Regions from separate parts of the Homo sapiens genome. Here region 1 is linked to region 2. The links are chromatin contacts, found by Hi-C or POLR2A ChIA-PET in ENCODE. All regions are on one chromosome and are shown on one strand. The core of a region is the stretch at or near the end of the contact, and the rest is flanking DNA. Distances in the headings are between cores, read along the strand shown.

The links. Hi-C counts contacts between places; a loop is a spot of excess contacts on that map. ChIA-PET counts read pairs that join two places held with the same protein, here RNA polymerase II (POLR2A). Pooled maps may share reads with other maps.
Region 1: a loop to region 2 is called in a map of CD8-positive, alpha-beta T cell, with 10 times the contacts of the local background. The contact joins the promoter of MED23 here to the promoter of HDDC2 in region 2. A Hi-C loop is called at or near these places in 1 of 168 maps with a recorded cell type or tissue (CD8-positive, alpha-beta T cell) and 7 of 50 pooled maps. POLR2A ChIA-PET finds 5 or more read pairs at or near these places in 3 of 52 experiments (CD4-positive, alpha-beta T cell and WTC11).

What each region holds. Positions count from the first base shown.
Region 1 is chr6:131,626,912-131,631,762 of GRCh38, forward strand. MED23 (mediator complex subunit 23) reads right to left here and starts at 1,331. Exons shown (of 29, transcript NM_004830.4): 1 at 1,100-1,331; 2 at 730-761; 3 at 485-572. The coding sequence starts at 1,138. RefSeq lists enhancers at 971-1,020, 1,151-1,320.
Region 2 is chr6:125,300,246-125,305,460 of GRCh38, forward strand. It overlaps HDDC2 (HD domain containing 2), which reads right to left and starts at 1,722. Exons shown (of 6, transcript NM_016063.3): 1 at 1,604-1,722; 2 at 293-414. The coding sequence starts at 1,687. RefSeq lists a silencer at 1,412-1,751 and a cis regulatory region at 3,245-3,425.

The sequences.
Region 1 (4,851 bases), core at 81-2,580, 6.3 Mb after region 2:
AGCTGTTCTTTGTTACTTTTACAGTTTGTCTCCTCATTTTTACTATAATATTTTCCTATCCTTATTATAGAATCTTGGTATTCCTATTGTAGCATCTTTGTATCAATGCTGTGCCAATTCCTTTATTTAGCAGAAAAATGGAATTTGTATCCTTGACAAGTAAAGCTTAACATATCTGTTTTCAAGTGTACCAAATAAATCCGAATAGGATGAAAATGATCTCAATTAATCTAACATAGGGGAGGTTTTTTTTTTTAAACATCTCACACTGTGCAGTATCAACTTGACTTCTCAACACAGGTTTTCCACTGAAATATACAAATTAAAACAAATGGAAGCCAGAATAAAAAATGATAACAATTTTATTTCTCCCTTCTCAGGAAGATCTTAAGAGCAGCATGAAAGTAAATGTTAAAAGAAAAAAAAAAAAAAAAAGAAGAGGCCAAAAATCATCAGCTGAATGTATTAAAAATGAAGCGCTCACCTGAGAAAGACCACCCCAAAACTGTCTGAAGGCCCCCAAACAGCTAATTAGTTTTGTTTTCTCATCTTCAGGAGTATCCATAAACATGCTAAAAAAATAAAAATTACATTATTTGTCATTCGTTTTAAAAAGGTAATTACACACAATCAGAATAGTGGATCTTATAACCTTCCAACACGAAACTAAGTAAAATCTGACAGACACAATCACATAAAAACACAAAACTCTGCCACGCATACACTCACCCAGGAAAAGCCTCTTCTATAACTTCCGTTTTCTGTAAAAAAAAAAAAAACAAAATGTAAACAATGTTAATTTTAAAAAGGCGCCTCCCTTAGCCAAGTATTACAATGTAACACAGGGCAAGTCACCTTAATCAGCTCTGAAACTATCAATACCTGTCTGGCCTGTCACTGTATCGATTTCAAAGGATACAATGAACTTGACAGCAGTTTGAGAATCACTAAACTTCCCCGCATACAACCTCGGTGTCAAAACAAGGGAATAAAAAGGGAGGCGTGAGAGGAGGTTGCCCAGGCCAGTTTCCTTGGTCGGCTGCCCCCGCGTCTCCCCGTCCCCAAGCCGTAGTCCTGGATGGCCGGCAGCTGCACTCACCACCACCTCTTCGAAAATGCTCTGCAGTTGCGTCTCCATCTGTACTATCACCCCCGCCTTTCCAGGGTGCCCGGCAAGGCCCGGATCAGACTCGAGCTCTGGGAATATAGGGGCAGAGGGGCGGAGACCTCTGGAGGAAACCGTAGCTCCTCGGCGTCGCTTCCTCCCCCAGCGCTTTACCTGGAGCGTTCCCTCCCGAGCCCAGCCAACAGCAGGAACCTGTACGGAAGACGGGAAGGGCCCGGTACGCGCCGTTTGCAAACCCCGCAGAAACCAGCGGCGCCACCAGAAGGTTCCGTCTGTGGAGAAGGGCGGCCCGCAAGCCGGACGAGAGCGCCCCCAAACGGAACCTTGAGCCCAAGGACCCCGGAGGCATCGTCGACCGCAGGCCGCCACCTCCCGGCTGGAGAAGGAGTTGCTTCCTGTTCGGGGCTAACCCGCTTGCAGACTGAGAAATGAAAAGTTTGGAACCCAGAAGCTGCAGCCTGCGGAAAATGCTGGAGCCGCAGCCGACACCAAGTTGATGTCTGTGAGCAGCTGACCTTCTGGACCTCCATCAGCGGCCTGCAGCCAGGAGCTGAAGCCACAGAGACGGTGTCTTCTCAGCTATGATAACCTCAGTGCAAATGTAATTGATTGACTTTTGAATGCCAAACCAATTTTGCTTCTATGGTATAAATGCTACTTGGTCATAATATATTATCCTTTTTAATATATTGCTAGATTCTATTTGCTATTATATTGTTGAGAGTATGTGTTTTTCTTCATATGCCACCATCATCACCAACCCCTAAAACATCTGTTATGTCTTGAATGATCAGCTTTCTTTGCCTCATAAAGAAAATTGTTGATGAGAGTCATAGACATCCAAAGGCCTTTCACTTCTTTGACGGTTGTGAAATGCCACAAACTGCTAAGCATGAACTACTCCTTTGTAGCTGCTAAGTGATGAGCTGATGACTCCCCATTCATGGTTTTGTTATACAAGTGTCTGACCTGGCATAAATTTAGTTTTCTAACAACTTTAATATGCACATGCAACCATGTTGTCCACACAATAGCTACTAAAAGCTGAAAAGAAATAATTCAGATTTCCTGCTGGAGAAAAACTTGAAAAGTTAGGCTTAGGGTATTGTTTGCTAGGGTTGCCATAACAAAATACCACAGACTGGGTGGCTTAAACAACAGAAATTTCTTTTCTTGTAATTCTGGAGGCTGGAAGTCTGAGGTTGAGGTTGATAGGGTTAGTTTCTATAGAGGCCTCTGTCCTTGGCTTGTAGATGACCTTCTTCTCCTTGTGTCTTCACATGGTCTTCCCTTTGTACATGTCTGTGTCGTAATTTTCTCTTCCTAGAAGGACATCAGTCAGGTTAGGGCCCATGTATCTACTCTAAAGAGCTTTAGCTTAGTTGAAGACATAGACATTTTAAACCATAATAGAGTGTGATATGTGCAATACTAGTGATGCTAATAAAGTGCCAGGGAGAAAAGGAGGAAATACAAATTTTTCTACAGAAAGGAATTTAGAAAGATACCTAGGGGAGTTTGCTTAGATTGCTGTGAACAGCATACTATAAACTGGGGGGTAATTTGAGTCTGAGCAAACTGAAAGCTGAGAATTCAGGCTTCTTGTTCCATCCTTGTCCTATCAGGATTTAGAGTGGGGGACTAAAGAGCCAACTGGAAACTCTGAGCAGCTGGGCAGGGCTTATCAACTTTGAGCATCTTTATAGTGTGTTCTGGGGACATTGTTTCTTGGAGAATCCCCAAAGTTGGTATCATCAGGTCTTTCCCCTTAGGCTGGTCTGAATCACCAAGGAAGATACATCTAATCTCTTACAAGTGGGTAAAGTTCTGACTGGCTGCCAACCTTCTTGCAGCCAAAAGGAACAAGAAGCCTGATCTCTTACAAGTGGGTAAAGTTCTGACTGGCTGCCAACCTTCTTGCAGCCAAAAGGAACAAGAAGCCTGAGTTCTCAGCGTTCAGTTTGCTGAGACTCGAATCACCCCAGTTTATAGTATGCTATTCACAGCAGTCTGAGCAAACTCACGTAGATATCTTTCTAAATCCCTTTCTGTAGAAAAATTTGTATTTCTTCCTCTTTCCTCCTGGCACTTTATTAGCACTACTAGTATTGCACAGATTACACTATATTATGGTTTAAAATGTCTACTTCTTCAACTAGACTAAAGCTCTTTAGAGTAGATACAGAAATTAAACATGCCTGCATTTCCTAACACCTGGCATAAAGTCTGGTACTTGGTGGTGCTCAGTCATTATTCATTACTTTGGGTAGAATAAAAACATCTGAAGTGCCTTTATTTTATGGACAAGACTTCCTCTGAGGTAATAGCTATTTCTGGAATGCTGGATGTAGAGAAAGATTTGGAACACCTACAAAGTTATACCTAGTAAAGTTATTATAATTTATAACAGTTGGGTTCACTGGACATTTATGTATGTGGTAGCTTATACTTCTAATGTTATTTCTGAAACCGTTACAAAATTTATTCAGCAAGTGTTCATTGAATGTCTTCTAGGTGTTGGCCACTGTGCTAGACACTAGAACAAGACTGTAAGCTCAAACTGACCTAGTTCCTGCCACCACGGAGTTGACACGGCAGAGAGGAGTTTAAAGGTTTGGGGAAATAACTTGGTTCATGCCAGGTTTCAGAGATGTAAACAGTACGTGGCCTGTACCTTCTGCTTCATGGATGGGCACCGTGGGAGCACTGTGACACTGAGCTCTACCTCGGAGAGCCCAGGCAGCATGGTTGTTTTATAATGTCTCTTCTGGAGACATCTCTAGAATTTGAGTCATAAATGAGGCCCTCATGAGTACACTAAAAATGAGAAGAGCCTATGAAAACCTGGAAAATGTTTGGAAATCCAAAGATTTCTGAGTTTCAAAATGAACAAGAAAGGGCTCCTAGAAATCTAACACTACTAGGGAATATTTCTGTACTTGAGACAAAGTAAGAGAAACAGTCTTCCATGAACCAGAGACAACCTTAGGAATGCTGATCGTTCAGTAGAAAACAATTGCTACACCACAGGAGTCATCACATCAGGTTTCTCATCTCCAAATTGATTATAGATGTTCATTGTGCTGATCAGTAATGAGATTTTTACTTATTTAGTCAGAAAATATCTTTTCACACACATAGGTACTGGCAAACAGCGGTATCAAACTGTGACCATTGATTCTACTTTGCCATAGTCATTGTTTGGAGGACTAGAGCTGGGCTCTCTATTCCATGCTGGGTGTCTGCTTTGTCTCCTGGTGTGTACCATTGCCTCTCAGACCTGGTTTGGCACTGCTGACATCAGTCTCACCAAGACAGCCAGTTCTCAATTCAGCTTCAGTGTTGGATCTCCACTTGCTGAGGATTAGCTTCTGTCCTTCCTATACCAACTGCCTACCTGGTTAGCTTTCTGATTGCTTTGTGTGCTTGTCAATCTCCTTGTAGGTTTTTCTGCTTTTTCCTCATGACTGGCCCTCCCTGAAGTTAGTCACCTGCCCATCTATCTCTGGCATTATGTTATTATGTGAGGTCTCCCTTCCTTTGTGGACTCCTTCTTCCTTTTGCTGTTGGACCTGAGCCTAGCATCCGCCTCACCTCTACCACCCTCCTCAGTGCGATTAGTTTCTCTGGGCTCTCCCAGTCTAGCTTGTCCACCTATCACCCAAGATCTAGCACTGGAACCAGGAAGGGCAGGTTCCTGAGACAAAGAAGTTGATGTTGGCAGG
Region 2 (5,215 bases), core at 472-2,971:
AATGCTAGAATTTTAGACATAACACACTCACCTTCAAGGCCCCAATATCACACTTAAGTTTCCCCTGATACCCTAGGCAGGCTCTATCACTTGCCAACAGAAACCCCAGATTGCAGTTTACAACAACTGAGGCAACATAACCCACATCCTAAATTTGTATGGTTTGCTTCAAATAATTTTTCTTGACCTATAAACTAACCTACAAGGATTTGACATGGGTCTCAGTAGTAAAAACGGGTGCACACCCATAGACCAGAATCTCTCACGAGCATCAAAGTCCAGCTCAGCTTACCGGTCTTTGTTAAGACGGTCATCTTTGATCACCATAGCCATAACTGCCATCCGGTACATGTGATCTGAAACGCTCTCCGGCCTCTGGACATTTCTGTATACCCAGCCAGTTCGTGGGACTCTCTGATAAATATGAAGAAGAAAAAGAAGTTTTAAAGAACAAATATTAACTATCTGCTATGCTCTTCAAGAGATGTCCAGGATATAACACACAGAAGCCGGGTCATAATTTCAGAACCTATTACAAAATGTTTTGCTAAACTAGCTAAAATGATAGACATCTGGAATCAAATGAACTAGAGAGCTCAGAGAATGAAAGGGGTAGAAGACAGAGAGAGATAAGTCACAAAGTCCATTCGTCAAATTATTCTGTTACTGATGTATAATTATGGAACATATGCAAGTCCTTTAAACAAAAACAAAACTGCATTTTTCCGAACAAGAGTTGCGGCTTTTTGCCTTCAAATAATCCTACACAAGCAGAAAACACTGTATTGAAGGGTCTGAACGTGAACGAGTGATAGGCTTCCAAATTCTGAGGCACAAGGGATAAGGGCACTTCTAATTGCTTGATGCTACCAGCCGTGACTCTTCCTTTTATTCACATCATAACTTCATCTTGTGAAACTGCATTTCTTCCTCAGAATTCTACATCTCTAAGGAATGTTATAAATAGTAGTCAGAGTGGCATGAAACGGATAATTTACTTTGAACTTGGGAGAGAGACGGGGAAGACGCACATGATGAAACTCGTGTGTATTACATTAAATCCCGTTTGGGGGGTGGCCGGGAGAAAAGTCTTGTTTCTGGAAGTAACTGTGAGACAGACATAAAAAGCTCCACTTAAAATCTGAGGAGCCGACAGATTCTGTTCTTCCCACCCGTGCTCAGAAGCAGCCGCGCTTTACACACACACACACACACACACGAGTTCTGGGGTCGTGAGCACACACACACACACACACACACACGAGTTCTGGGGTCGTGAGCCCCGGAAAAGCTCAGTGCAGGCAGGGCCAGGCCGGCTGCTCTCCGGGAACTGGCGCGGCTGCAGTGCGGACCTCGCGGCGCCAGGCTCTAGGCTCAGACTCCGGGCCGCCCCAGCTGGCCAGCCTGTCCCGCCGGCTGCTTCCTCCGTCCACCGTCGGCAACGCGCGGCCGCATCCGCAGGACTGGGGCCTTTCCGGAATTCGGCGTGGCGGACGCGGCGCAGGAAGGGCAAAGACCGCCGGCCGAGCGGGGAGGCCGGAAGCTCCGCCGCCCCACAGTCCCGCCCGCTCGGCCGCGGCCTCCCGGCCTGGTGCCCGCTCACCTTGAGCTGCCCTACCAGCCGCAGGAACTGCAGTAGGGACCGAGCCCCGTGGCCCGAGAAGGTCGCAGAGGAGACCGAAGCCATGCGGCCACCGACCCCGGCTGGGCGGAGCAGGCCGCGGCGAAGCTCCTCCCCGTCCTCCTCCTCCTCCCCTTCCCCTTGTCTTTCTTCCCCCTCCTCTTACTCTTCTATCTCTTTCTCCTCCCCCTCTTCTTCTTCCTTCTGCCCCTCTTCCTGCTCCCCCTCTTCCTCCTCCCCTTCCAACTCCTCCTCCTCCTCCCCCACTTCCGCTTTCTCCTCTTCCTCTTCCTCCTGCCCCTCTTCCTCTCTCCCCCTCCTCTTCCTCCTCCTCCTGTTCTTATTCCTCCTCCCCCTCCTCCTCCTGTTCTTATTCCTCCTCCCCCTCCTCCATATTCTCACGGTTTTCTCAGGACCTTCTGTCCAGCCTTCGCCTTCTTGGCCTTGGTGTCCGCTGCTTGGGCATTGCTCCGTCAGTGGCAGACACCTTGCTTGGCACATACTTGACACTCAGTACTCTTTATGAAAAATAAAGCTCTCCTTTCTAAATTTATGAACCTCGTTATTCTTCAGTTGACAGTGTAAAACCATGAAACTGGATGAGGTCACCTGGCAAGAGGGTGTGAATGAAGAAGAAAAGACACCCAAGACCTGAACCCCAACATTTAGGCTTTGTGAGATCAAGAGGGAACAGCCAGTGAGGTAGGAAGAGGATTAGTAGGTAGGATAGTTGTGTCCTGGAAGCCATGTACAAAAATATTTCAAGAAGGAAGGAATATGGTCAACCAAGTCAATGTGAGGACCAAGGTTTGACTTCCAGACTTAGTAAATTCAATATTATTGGTTACCCTGACAAAAGCAGTTTTCAGTGTAGTGGGCCAAGCAGAACCTAGTGAGATAATTCCGAAGAGAATAGGAGCAAGTATTACAGCACATTGGAGATGGGGTTGGGGTGCTGTTAACTAGTGGAGAGATTGTTTCAAAACAGGAGATATTATGTATGTTTACTGATGAAGGGGATCTAGTAGAAAGGGAAACATTGATTATGTAAGAGACAAAGAAGAGAAATATTTGAATGTCGGCCTTGAGTAAGGAAAAATATTCCCATCTGGTGTACAAGATAAAAGATGGGCTTTAGATAGGAATATGGAGAATTCATTCAAATATTGGAGGAGGACAGAGTATAGGGTGACTAATCAGTCGCACATGTGGTCATGGGAGGTTGTAGAAGTTCTCTTCTGATTGCTTCTATTTTCTCACCAAATTAGGAAGCAAAGTATAGGCTGGGATGTTATAATAACAAACAACCTCCTTATTTCCTGTATCTCAGCAGTTTAACACATCAAAGGTTTATTTCTCTCTCATGCTAAGTGTCTATTGTAGATCAGCTAGAGGATGCTGCTTGCTCTAACCTTACTCAGGGAGCTAGGAGGCTTTCTTTGCTCTCTTTTGCCAAAATTGGAAAAAAGAAAAGTGGCACTCTGGCTCTTAAAGCCTGTCTCTGGAAGTGATATATGACCTTTTGTCTACGTATCATTGGTGAAATAAGTAACACTGCCACGTCTAACTTCAAAGGGGGCCTGTGGAGTGCAATCTTGCTAGGCCTCTGGGAAGAAAGGAGGCTAGAATGTTTGTGAATAGAGGAGGAGGCATTTGAGGTTTAAGGAGTGATATAGTTTGGCTCTGTGACCCCACCCAAATATCATGTCAAACTGTAATCCTCAAAGTTGGAGGAGGGGCCTGGTGGGAGGTGATTGGATCATGGTGGCAGACTTCCCCCTTGCAGTTCTTGTGATAGTGAGTGAGTTCTCATGGGATCTGGTTAATGGTGTGTAGCACTTCCCCCCTTTGCTCTCTTTCTCTTCTGCTCTGCCAGGTGAAGACGATGCCTGCTTCCCCTTCACCTTCTACCATGATTGTGAGTTTCTGCAGCCATGCTTCCTGTACAGCCAATGAAATACCTTTTCTTTATAAATTACCTAGTCTTAAGTAGTTCTTTATAGCAATGCAAGAATGGACTAATACAAGGAGAAAGAAGGCATGAAATAATTTTTTTGAAGACTGGTTCAGCAACAAGATTAAATATGACTAAGAACCAAATAAATGCCAAGGACATTGGGGCTTGTATTAAACGTGGTTAGGATAATGACCTGGAAGCCATTTTTATGATGGTAAGTGGTGCTAAATAAAGGAAATATCAAGCCAGGTGTGGTTTGTGCCTTTATCCCAGCTACTTGGGAGGCTTAGATGGGAGGATCACTTGAGCCCAGAAGTTTGAAGCTGCAGTGAGTTATGATCACTCCAGCTTGGGAAACAGAACCTGTCTCTAAAAAATTAAAAATTAAAAAATGGAGGGATCAAGGTTTAAAAAGAAGGATCAAGAATCAGAGGCAAAGTCAGACAGTCCACTGGAGGAACACGAAAGCAAATGACCAAAAAGATCCAGGAGAATAAGGAAGATGAGGATGTTGGATTTGCTGAAGGATGTAGTAAGGGGCTTTCAAGAGATAGGTGCCATGAAGCAATGGGGCTGCAAGCTAGCTGGTGAATGTGCAGTGTAACCCTTACGGTTCCTTCTGAGCAGCCTTGTCTTCTTTTGCCAACAATGCATTGATTTCCTTTGAGCTCCTCCTGATTCATGCAGGCTTGATTTAGTTTCCATGGGTATTTCTGTCTGTATTTGCAACTTTCTTTGCAAAATACACGTGAGTTATCTTAACTTTGTGTAGTGAGCTGTAAAGAATTTCTCCAGTTTCCTAAGTGATCAGAAGTTGGAAGACGTCAAGTTGCTGAAAAATTATGAATTGAGTATAAATAGTTTTTGAGGGACACTATTTAAAGATGATATGGATTTTTGGAGGGGACATTACTATCTAAAAGTAAATTGTTACTGTGAAAACTCAAAATATAGTGCCGACTTCTTGCTTTTGTAAACTGAAGATGTTCATCAGGGTTCGTAACAAGGTTTATTCCTACTATATCATTAAAGACCAAGATGTTTGACTCTAGAAGGTGGAATAGTAGCCTCTTAAGGATATCTAATTTTTCCAGAGCTTGCAAATATTTCTATATTACATGGCAAAGGAGAATGGTAGCAAATGGAATTAACTTTGCTAATCAGCTGAACTTTAAATAGGGAGATTATCCTGGATTATCCCAATGAGTGAGATGTAATCTCAAGGGTTCTTAAAGATGGAAAAGGGAAGGAGAAGAGTGAATGCCAAAGGGATGTGATGGGAGAAAGACTCAACTGGCCATTGCTGGCTTTGAAGATAGAAGGGGCCATGAGCCAAGGAATGCAGGCAGACTCTAAAAGCTGAAAAAGACAGGAAAATTAGATTCTCCCCTAGAGCTTCCAGGAGGAAATGCAGTGTGGCCCGCCCCTCGATTTTAGCTTAATGCAGCCCATTTTGACCTCCAGAACTGTAAGATAATAAGTTTGTGCTAAGTTTATGGTAATTTGTTACAATAGTAATAGGAAACTAATACAGTGGATAATCATGTTGGATGTCCTGAATCCCTTTTTACCAAATACCCTTCTTCCCCTTTTCTGCTGAAGAAGGGAAATTGGAAAGCCTGTTTCTATTTCACAAA